Linked DNA regions of Homo sapiens: regions 2 and 3 are each linked to region 1. A link is a contact called in ENCODE Hi-C or POLR2A ChIA-PET data. All regions are on one chromosome and are shown on one strand. The core of a region is the stretch at or near the end of the contact, and the rest is flanking DNA. Distances in the headings are between cores, read along the strand shown.

The links. Hi-C counts contacts between places; a loop is a spot of excess contacts on that map. ChIA-PET counts read pairs that join two places held with the same protein, here RNA polymerase II (POLR2A). Pooled maps may share reads with other maps.
Region 2: a map of natural killer cell shows a loop between it and region 1 (11-fold over the local background). The contact joins the promoter of IDS here to the promoter of EOLA2 in region 1. A Hi-C loop is called at or near these places in 4 of 168 maps with a recorded cell type or tissue (GM12878, endothelial cell of umbilical vein, naive thymus-derived CD4-positive, alpha-beta T cell and 1 more), 3 of 37 single-sample maps with no recorded cell type and 16 of 50 pooled maps. POLR2A ChIA-PET finds 5 or more read pairs at or near these places in 11 of 52 experiments (A549, CD4-positive, alpha-beta T cell, CD4-positive, alpha-beta memory T cell and 8 more).
Region 3: a loop to region 1 is called in a map of chondrocyte, with 18 times the contacts of the local background. The contact joins the promoter of TMEM185A here to the promoter of EOLA2 in region 1. A Hi-C loop is called at or near these places in 2 of 168 maps with a recorded cell type or tissue (chondrocyte and naive thymus-derived CD4-positive, alpha-beta T cell), 1 of 37 single-sample maps with no recorded cell type and 11 of 50 pooled maps. POLR2A ChIA-PET finds 5 or more read pairs at or near these places in 1 of 52 experiments (SK-N-SH).

What each region holds. Positions count from the first base shown.
Region 1 is chrX:149,936,842-149,939,892 of GRCh38, forward strand. It overlaps EOLA2 (endothelium and lymphocyte associated ASCH domain 2), which reads right to left and starts at 1,650. Exons shown (of 5, transcript NM_001013845.2): 1 at 1,352-1,650; 2 at 592-639. It overlaps EOLA2-DT (EOLA2 divergent transcript), which reads left to right and starts at 1,707. Exons shown (of 12, transcript NR_027456.1): 1 at 1,707-1,945. RefSeq lists silencers at 2,096-2,365, 2,476-2,555, 2,836-2,895.
Region 2 is chrX:149,504,056-149,507,106 of GRCh38, forward strand. It overlaps IDS (iduronate 2-sulfatase), which reads right to left and starts at 1,251. Exons shown (of 9, transcript NM_000202.8): 1 at 980-1,251; 2 at 102-238. The coding sequence starts at 1,082. RefSeq lists enhancers at 1-378, 502-1,003, 996-1,155 and a silencer at 340-439.
Region 3 is chrX:149,630,171-149,633,221 of GRCh38, forward strand. TMEM185A (transmembrane protein 185A) reads right to left here and starts at 1,622. Exons shown (of 7, transcript NM_032508.4): 1 at 1,373-1,622. The coding sequence starts at 1,410. RefSeq lists silencers at 1,115-1,164, 1,175-1,584.

The DNA of each region.
Region 1 (3,051 bases), core at 400-2,899:
CTTCATCTACCTTGTTTTTCACTGCCTGGGTGATATCCCATTGTTGGTCGTCTCATAATTTGCCTGACCATTCCTCCACTGATGGAGAGTTACAAGTTGCTTCCCACTTTTGCCACTAGAAATGACATTACTTCTAACACTCGCTGTGTGAAGACATGCTGAAGGAAATGCCTCGGCCGCCTGGCACGCCCATCTAAGATGCTGATATCTGCCAGCAAATGACTTTCCACAAAGACTCACCCGTGTACCCTCCACCAACCCATCCATGGTGCCATTTCCTCACACACTTGTGGCCCCTGAGCATGATTATTCTTCTGATGAGTGACCAAAGATAACCAGGTTCCTTGGTTCTGGATTACTTCTGACGGAGGCTGAATGTCCCCCACAGGGCCTGGCCACTTCCATCGGGATAAATGGCTACAGTGAATGTTTGCCTCTTTTCTGCCGCCCAGTTTCTTAGCCAACCCTTTTCTCGTCATCACCACAAAATCACAACAACTGTGTGTGTGTGGAATCCCTAGTAGGAACTGATGTAACTGAAAAGGCAAGAAGGGGGTTGAGTCCCCTCCTACCTGGTGCTGCAGAGAGTACCTGCTTTACGGCCAGAGGAGGAAACACTCTTCCACTTGGTTTCTTTACCTGCACAACAAGGAAGATAAAGAGGAAAGGTCATTAAATGCAAGTCAGCAAAGCTGGTTAATGGCCCTAGGAAGGTCTTCTACTCAGCAGGCATTGGAAACCAAGAGCTGGGAGGGCCGGTCCTAAGAGTAACACATGTGCACCTCACTCACGGTTTGGTTCTGCTAATCAGAGCGGTGGGACCCTCCACATCTGTCTGGGTCACAGGGTGCACCAGTCCGCAGAGCAGAAAATCATTTCAGCAAGTTGAGTCACATTCCTACAGCTGAGCACGCTCCATCCGAGGGGAGAAAAATCACACTTCCCCTCCCATTGTCATCGGACGAGGGTTTGGGGGGCCTAAATCCCATTGTCCACTGCTTAATTCTGGTTAGGTCATGCTGAGCACGGGGCCACAGGCCACAGAGCTATGCACCGCCCGGCCTGGGGTCCAGGCGAGCTTACAGCACAGGGGCCAAGCGGGAGGCAGGGAAGACCGGGCCGAGATGGGGCCGCTGTGTGTGGAGCAGCACTTGCAGACGCAGGTCGCGGGTACACGCGCTTAGAAGGAGGGGGGCCGAGACCATGGGGAGAGCAAGGGACACCAAAGGGCGCTTCGGGCGCGCCCCGCACGGGTTCTCTGCCCGAAACCCAGGGGAAAGAAACCCCAGCCCGCAAGTACCGTCTGCAAGAGGGCCGAGCACACGGGCTCCGGCATCAGGGGCCCTGGTACCTTTCAGCCGCGGCCGGTCTCACGGCCTCTGGACCCTGAGAGTCGTGGGCGTTCAGGGCCGACTCTGGCTTTTGGCCTCAGAGTACAGTCCTCCGCCTCCTCGCGACCCAGCGAGGCCACCGGAGCCAGCGAGGAGACGTGGGCCGCGGTGAGAAGAGAGAGCACCCGGCTCGTGTCAGGGCTGTAAGGTAGCTGCCGCTTACTCCCGGAAACCGGTGGCCAGTGACAGATGCTAGCGGTCCATAACTTCGGCTTTCATGCAGCTCCCGTCGTCCCTTTCATGAGGAACGTACGTGTGCGCGTAATCACGCACGTACGTACACCACGCACGTACGCAGGAGGCCCGTATTCAGCCACGCCTATACACCGCCAAATCGCTAGGAAGCCACGTATTCACGAAGCCACGCAGTGACGTCGCCACGCACGTACGCACGCACTTGCCACAAGGAGACGCTGTTCAGTTTACCGGATCCTGTCCCGCGCCAGCCAACCAGGACAAGGCCGGGGAGCTCGAGACAGGCAGCCTAGACCAAGAACCGGAAGGAGGAAAAGGAACCGGAGGGAGGAAGAGGAGGGGCGGGACGAGACCACCAGGCAGGATTTTTAAGCCCAGAGCTGCGAGACCAGCAGGAAGGAACTGGGAGAAACCAATGGGGAGGGGATGGGGGCGGGGCTGAGAGGAGGAGGGCGGAGCTGGGGGAGGGGAAGGGCGGGAGTGAGGAAACCGCTGGGGCGGGGTTGAGAGTGGGGCGGGGACTTGAGGGGATGGGGCGGGGACTTGGGATGGGGCGGGGACTCGAGGGGGTGGGGCGGGGCTGAGAGAAACCATTGGGGGCGGGGCTATGGGCGATCTGGGCGAGGAGAGGCTGCAGGAGGAGCTCGCGGACTCCTGAGAACCAGCGCGGGGAGGGAGGGGGCTGGTGAGAGGAGGAAGGTGGGGCTGAAAGAAACCAGTGGGGAGGGGTTGGGGGCGGGGCTTTGGAAGCTGGTGCTGGAGAAGCAGGGCAGGGCTGGGGGAGGAGTGGGGCGGGGCGGGGTTCGGGGGGGGCTGGGGCTCGGGGAGGGGTGGGGCGGGGCTGAGGGAACCGCCGGGGAGGGGCTCGGGGGCGGGGCTTTGAAAACAGCCTTTGGAGAAGCGGGGCTGGGGGGGCGGGGCAGGGCCGAGGGGAACCTCTGGGGTGGGGCTGGGGGGTGGGGTTTGCACGCAGCCACAGGAGAAACAGGGCGGGGCTCAGAAAAGGGTTGGATCGGGCTGAGAGAGACCGCTGAGGGGGGTGCTGGGGGCGGGGCTTTGGAAGCACCCGCGGGAGAAACAGGGAGGAGATGGGGAGAGGCGGGGCTCGGCGCGGGGCGGGGCTTCGGAGGCAGCCGCGGGAGAAGCAGGGGGGGGTTCGGGGCAGGGCGGGTCTGAGCGAAGCCATTGGGGAGCGGCTGGGGGCGGGGCCTTTTAACCAGCCGCAGGAGGAGCCGGGTGGGGCTGGGGCGGGGCGGAGCTGAGAGAAACCGCTGAGGATGGGCTGGGGGCGGGGCCTTGGAAGCAGGCGTTGGAGGGGCGGGGTAGGGCCGGGCCGAGAGAAACCACTGGGGAGGGTCTGGGGTCGGGGCTTTGCCATCAGTGGTGTGAGGAGCAGGCCGGGGCAGTGGGCAATTGAGCGAGGAACAGCTGCGGGAGGACTCCGCGGACTCCTGAGAACCAGCTT
Region 2 (3,051 bases), core at 1-2,500, 430 kb before region 1:
CCCGCACAATCTGTGCCATCTGACAATAGCTGAAGCTCCCCGCCCCCAACCCTCAGTGCACGAAGCAGCACACACCCACAGCTAGAGGTTCCCAGACATACCTGCGCAAAGGCATTCTGGAAGAGGAGGCTGTGGGATGCCAGTTGGTCAATATTTGGGGACCTCACCAGCTTATCCCCATAACAGCCCAGGGAGGGGCGCAGGTCATCCACGATGATGAGAAGAACGTTCAGAGCATCTACACAGGAGGGAGGGGCTTTGGTGAGGTAACCTGCACTGACACTGAACCCTCCCTCATGGTAGGTGCTAGGTTACTAAGAGGCCCAAGGCTGGACCCTGCACCTTAACAGCCTAGCCAGGGAGGGCGCTGTGCCTCAGCAAGGGTGGGAGTGGGGCTCGAGGAGGAAGCCTGAGTCCTGGGTGGCAGGGTTAGGCTTTGGTCATGGCCTCCAACCTGGGTGAGGAAGCGAGATAGTGAGTGAAAGATGGTGGAAAGGAAAGATGAATTTAGGAAAAAAAGAGAATGATGTATGCAGGAAAGGACAGATGGTTGGATGGAGGAAGATAAGGAGGAAAAGATGAATAGCTGAAGGGAAGAAAGGATGGAGAGAAGGAGGGGAGAAGAGAGAGAAATATGAATGGATAGAAGGTAAAAGGGACGGATGGACCAATGGAGGGAGGAAAGGAGGGGGAAAGATGGATGGATAGAGATGGGAAAGATGGGGGGAAAGAGGAAGGGAAGCACGGAGGGATAGGAGATGGATGGATGAATAGATGGAAAGAGGGAAGGGAGGGATGAAGGGACGGTAGGAAGGAGTGAAAAATGGAGGGAGGGAACGAATGATGGATGAAAGAAGGAATGGTAGGAGAGAGGAAGGGTAAAAAGAATGGATATAAACAAAGAAGGAAGGAAAGAAGGAAGGAGGAAGGAAGGGAGGGAGGAAGGGAGAAGAGATGGCAGGGAGGGCGTGGGCGGCACCTGTGGTCGAGTTGGCCTGCGTTTCGGATCCGAGGGCGACGCAGACGGAGCTCAGAACCAGACCCAGCCAGAGAAGGCCTCGGCCGGTCCGGGGTGGCGGCATTTCGGCTTCGACGCGGCCGCTTCAGAGCGGCGGGGACAGGCTGCAGCAGGTGGCGCAGTTAGCAGCCGCCGCCGCAGCCACAGAGACCTCCTCGTCGGGAACCCATGAAGACTGCGCAACACAGCCGCCGCCCGGGCCCGCAGGCCCGGGCGCTGGCCGCAGCGCGAGTGCGTCCGTGCGACTCTTCCCTGCGTCCCTCCCCTCCGGGGCGGGTTCTAGAGGTGCGCGTCATCCTGCAGCAATAGGCGTGGCCGAGAGACAGGCGCAGAGCGGGGGCGGGCCAGTTGCCTTGCAAGCTTCGCAGACCCAGCGGCCCGCAGGCCCCTAGGTGTAGAACTGCTAGGGGTATAGCGATTCAGCCACTGCCCTTAACAACTAGCAGTTACCCGTCTTTTTGCCTTTGCTTGTGCTATGCCTTTCACCTGGAAGCCCTGCCCTTCCTTCTTTTTATAAAAGACACACTTCTTGTAAGCCAGCCTCAATGCCATTCTCCTTCCATGAGGCCTTTTGAGAAAGTCCCTTCCTCCATCTAAAGGGACTCCCTTTCCTATTCATTTCTTCAACTAATTCTTATTAAGTATCGCAAATATGTATACCAGGCGCTGTTGGTGGCACTGGGGCTCTATGTCCCTGCTTTGGTGGAGCTTAAAACAATAAAAAAATATAGAGAGTGTCGGTGGGCATACCCGGTCTGGAGAAAAATAAAGCGTGGGTGCGGGGCATGCTTGTTATTTTCTATGGGGTGGCCAGGCAGGGCCTCACTAGTGAAGTGGCATTTGAACAAAATTTTGAAGCAAGTGAGGGAGCAAGCCGCATTGAGGTCTGCAAGAAGGGTGCGCCAAACAGAGAGAGCAGCAATTGTGGGGAGATGGAATCCTAGCCCTACACTGTACTGTACTGAATACTATTATACCGTCCTAATACTGCAAACACAGTTTGATTTTCAACTTTGAGAATCAATCTATAACAAAGCCCAGATGACTTAATTATGACTAAACAACAATGGACAATGGGAAGGTACAAATACAGCTGTGATGGTGCTGTGGTGCACTGCTCAGATCTCCCTTCAACACCAAAAATTTTATTTCCCTAGCTGGCTTGAGAGCTGTTAGCTGTCGTTAGCCCTCATCAGAAATTGTCTTAGAAAAAGATAGGTACCTCAGCCAAGGTCACCCCTGTTCTCAGGAAGCCCACATCAGTGATTCAACTTGAAGGTACAAAGGTGCAGCCCCTTACCCCAACTTGGGACATCTCTGAAAGGCCATTTCAGCTTCAGAGCTCCCTGTGGGGTTAACTGAAGCCTTTTTTGAGACTGCCCACTTTCTCTGTCTGTTGAATTTTGATTTCTTCCCTCCCCTCCCCTTCTACAGGTGTTGATCCTAAGAGTACTCCCTAAGAAACTTCCTGCACATTACTCTACATCTTAGTCAGCTTCCTTGGGAACCTGGCCTGCAGCAACAGTTGACAAAAAGCTGGGAGGAGGAAGGGAGATGGCAGGAAATGTAGGCACATTAATTTAGGGTTAGCAATTTAGGATTGTCTCCTTTGCCCCAGCCTATCGCAAAAAAATAATAATAATAATAATAATAAATCAATAGTCGCTGTCCCCAGTTCATAGAAAGAGAAATACAGATTTAGGGATATTACTTAAAGATACAAAAGTAAACAATAGAAAACTTAAAAATGGCAATAAATCTATATAGTAAAAGGAGAAGGGAAAATGGCAGGGAGAGATGAAACAAAATTTGTCATGAGTTGATAACCAATGAAGTTCATTGATGAACACCTGGGGTTTATTATACTATTTTCTGTAATCTTGTATAGGTTTGATCAATTTCCAAAATCCAAGGTTAAAAATATGTACATAAAAAGAGGAATGGATAAGTGATCTCATCTATCATAGGAAGAAGTCAGCAATGTCTAAAGTTGAAAACATTAGAAAGTTGATATAGAAATAGCATAGTATTTA
Region 3 (3,051 bases), core at 372-2,871, 310 kb before region 1:
ATGTCTGCACCGTGTTAGAGACACTGGCACTCCTAACCAGAACATGAACTCAAAGTGGAATAAGAGCACATACAAAGTCACAATGACTCACAAGTTAAAATGTCACCATCCCTAGGGAGACTGCACCCTCAACATACAAATACTCCCCTAAAACTTCCTTTCATCCTCAACAAGCAGCCAAGGCATAGGTCCCCAGAGTTGGCCCCCGCAGTACAGCACTGCACAGTACTGTAAGGCATCTTAAGTGTACAAGCCCTTCTTCACCCCATGCTGAGACCGCCAGCATCTAAAGCACCTAACATAGGTTACAGCACACAAATATTTACTGAGCACGTCTTCCCAACTGGCAAATAAGGGAAACGGATACTCCTTTCGGAGAGTAGTGCATTTAAGAGATCAGTTAGGCCAACTCCTCATTTTACAGAAGGGCCAAAGAAGGGCAGAGAATCACCCAGTTACATATGGCCTCGTCTCCAATCCAAGTCTTTGGGCTCAGTTTAGTTCCACAAACATTTTATATGTGCCTACTATGTGCCAGATACGGTGGGTGGGAGGCGCTGGGGACACTGAGATGAGCAGGAGATGGTCTCAGCTTCAGGGAGCTCACAGCCTGGGGTAAAGAACAGTTACAAAACAGTCGGGCAAGTGCAAGGACAGGCGCTTGAGTGCTTAGCCAGTGTTTTCTCCACACTGTCCACTGGGTGTTCCCCATCTGGAAAAGAAGGACAGCAATATCTACTTCCTGCAAATAAACTTGTAGTGAAGACTGATGAGAAAATGAGTATGGAAAATGATCAGGCTCACCCAGAAATGCATTATATAAGGTATTGCCATACCCCGACACTGACTCCAAGGATTCAACAGTGTTTCAGGTATCCGTTCAACAAAGAAGCAAACAAGAGAGGGATGGGCATAAACCCAAGGAAAACCCCAAGGACTGCGAGGAACTGGAGGAAACAGCTGGGGTGGGGGTAGGGGTGTTGGGTCGAGTGAGACGGCCCTGACGCGGAGAATGGAGGGCCCGCAGCGGCGCAGAAGAGGATGGAACCGAGACGAAGAAGTTGGGACACCAATGAGGGACAGCAAGCAGAAAAGAATGGGGTTCCCTTGGGGCAGGACGGGGCTCGCGGCCGGGCCCTTCCGGCCGTGGCCGGGCAGGGGCTGAAAGCACCGGGCACGGGAGGAGGAAGCGGGCGGGCGCCGAGGCCGACTGTTTTGCCTGGGGACCGCTTGCACCCGCAGGGAGGCTCGGGCAGGCGCCCGGGTCCTCGGGCTGCAGCATCTCGCCCGCCGTGCCTCCCCGGAGCCGAACACCAGCCCGCGCCCGAGCCCGCAGCGCGGACTCCCGGGGGCGCCAACGACGCCGCCTCACCTCGGGTTGAAGTCCTGGAAGAGGCCCCTCAGGTTCATGGCGGAGAACTTCACCGCGGCGTCCTCCTCCTCCTCCCCCGCACCCCGTGCTGCACAGCCTGCGCCTTACAGCGGGTTCATGGCGCCAGCGCCAGCCGCGTCCACGCTGCTGCTCCCGCTACTGCTGCCGTCCCCGCTGCCGTCGCCGTCGCCGTCGCCGCCGCCGCCGCCGCCGCCGCCGCCGCCGCCGCCGCCGCCGCCCGGAGAAACCTGAGCCACCGCCCCCTGCCCCTCCTTCCGGGCTTCCGTACGAGGGCCGCGCATGCGTCCGGAGCCCCGCCCAGAGCGCTCCTCGCTGGGAGGTCCCCATCCTTGTGTCCGCACGCGACCGGCGGAGGAGATGGCAGGGGGATGGAGGCTGGGAGTGAGCAGGGCCCCGAGGAAGGGGATGCTGACGGGCTGAAGGCCTGCAGGGAGGGAGCGCGCCGCCCGGGAGTCTGGCGGGCAGATCTTGGCAGACACCTGTCACCTTGGCCCGCGCTACCTTCTGGAGATTTTCCCCAGTGACGACTGAGCCCTGGGAGTAGTGACAATGAGTGAGACGTTGCATTTTTGGCGATGTCATCCCAGGCTTCACCTGTCACATCTGTCAACGACTCCAAAGTTTGGGTCCCAACTTCCCTTCCAATTCCCAAGCCAGCGTGTCCAGATATGCTGGCTATTCCCTACTCAAGTTACCTAGCACCAAAGTCACTTCCCGTGCCAACCGCCTTCCCCTCCTGGGTTCCCTTTTTCCCTTAGCAGCAGGCCTATTCGTACGCAGGGGGGTATTCAAGCAGGAGACGTGGAAATCATCCTCATTTTTCTAACCCAGTTCAGAGCCTCCTTGGATCCTGTCTAAACTTTGTGGTCACTTCACACCTGACCTCTGCCTCCACTCCAGGCTGCCCTACTTACAAGTACCAGGTTCATCTTCCTTGGGCAAGTCAACATCTTTGAGTCTCAGTTTTTCTCCTCCGCAGAATGGAAATGATAAAAACCTCTTTTCTAAGCGTGTTAGGAAGATTCAGTGAGATCGTGTGCATAACACACTGCCTGGTACATGCTAGGTGTACAAAGAATGCTGTTGCTATCTGGTACTCTTTCAGGTGTCAACCTCCTCAAGGATTTTGTTTGCTTTTGGAATCCAAGAGCAGGACAAGCTCATAGCAGGTGACCTAGTTTACCATCTTCACTTTGGGCAGATTTAAGTTTTCATGAGCACAACAATGCCTTAAACATTAGTCTACTATCATTATGGATAATAGTCATCCTTTGTTGCAATAGCAGAGTTTCACAAATGACAATTTTATACTGTTTAGCCCCAAGGGCAGCTTGAGAGAATCACAATTGCGATAGTCATACTTAGTCTTGATGTATCACCTTTCTTCTGAGAACGTAAAAACATATCATAAGTGGTAATTAAGCTTCCCAACACCCACTGGGAAATGGATATTATTATATGAGCTGATTTTAAGGTTGAGTAATCCAAATCAAGTTTTCATCTGCTGAAGCACCAGGACCCTGTCCCAGACTTTTTCACCCATCTTCCTTTCCCATCCTCTGGGTAAAGTCCAATGTGTAGCCCAGAGGAGGTTCTCAATGAACACTCAAATACAGACGAGGAATTAAGGCGCAGAGAAGCTTGTATAACAGGCCCTG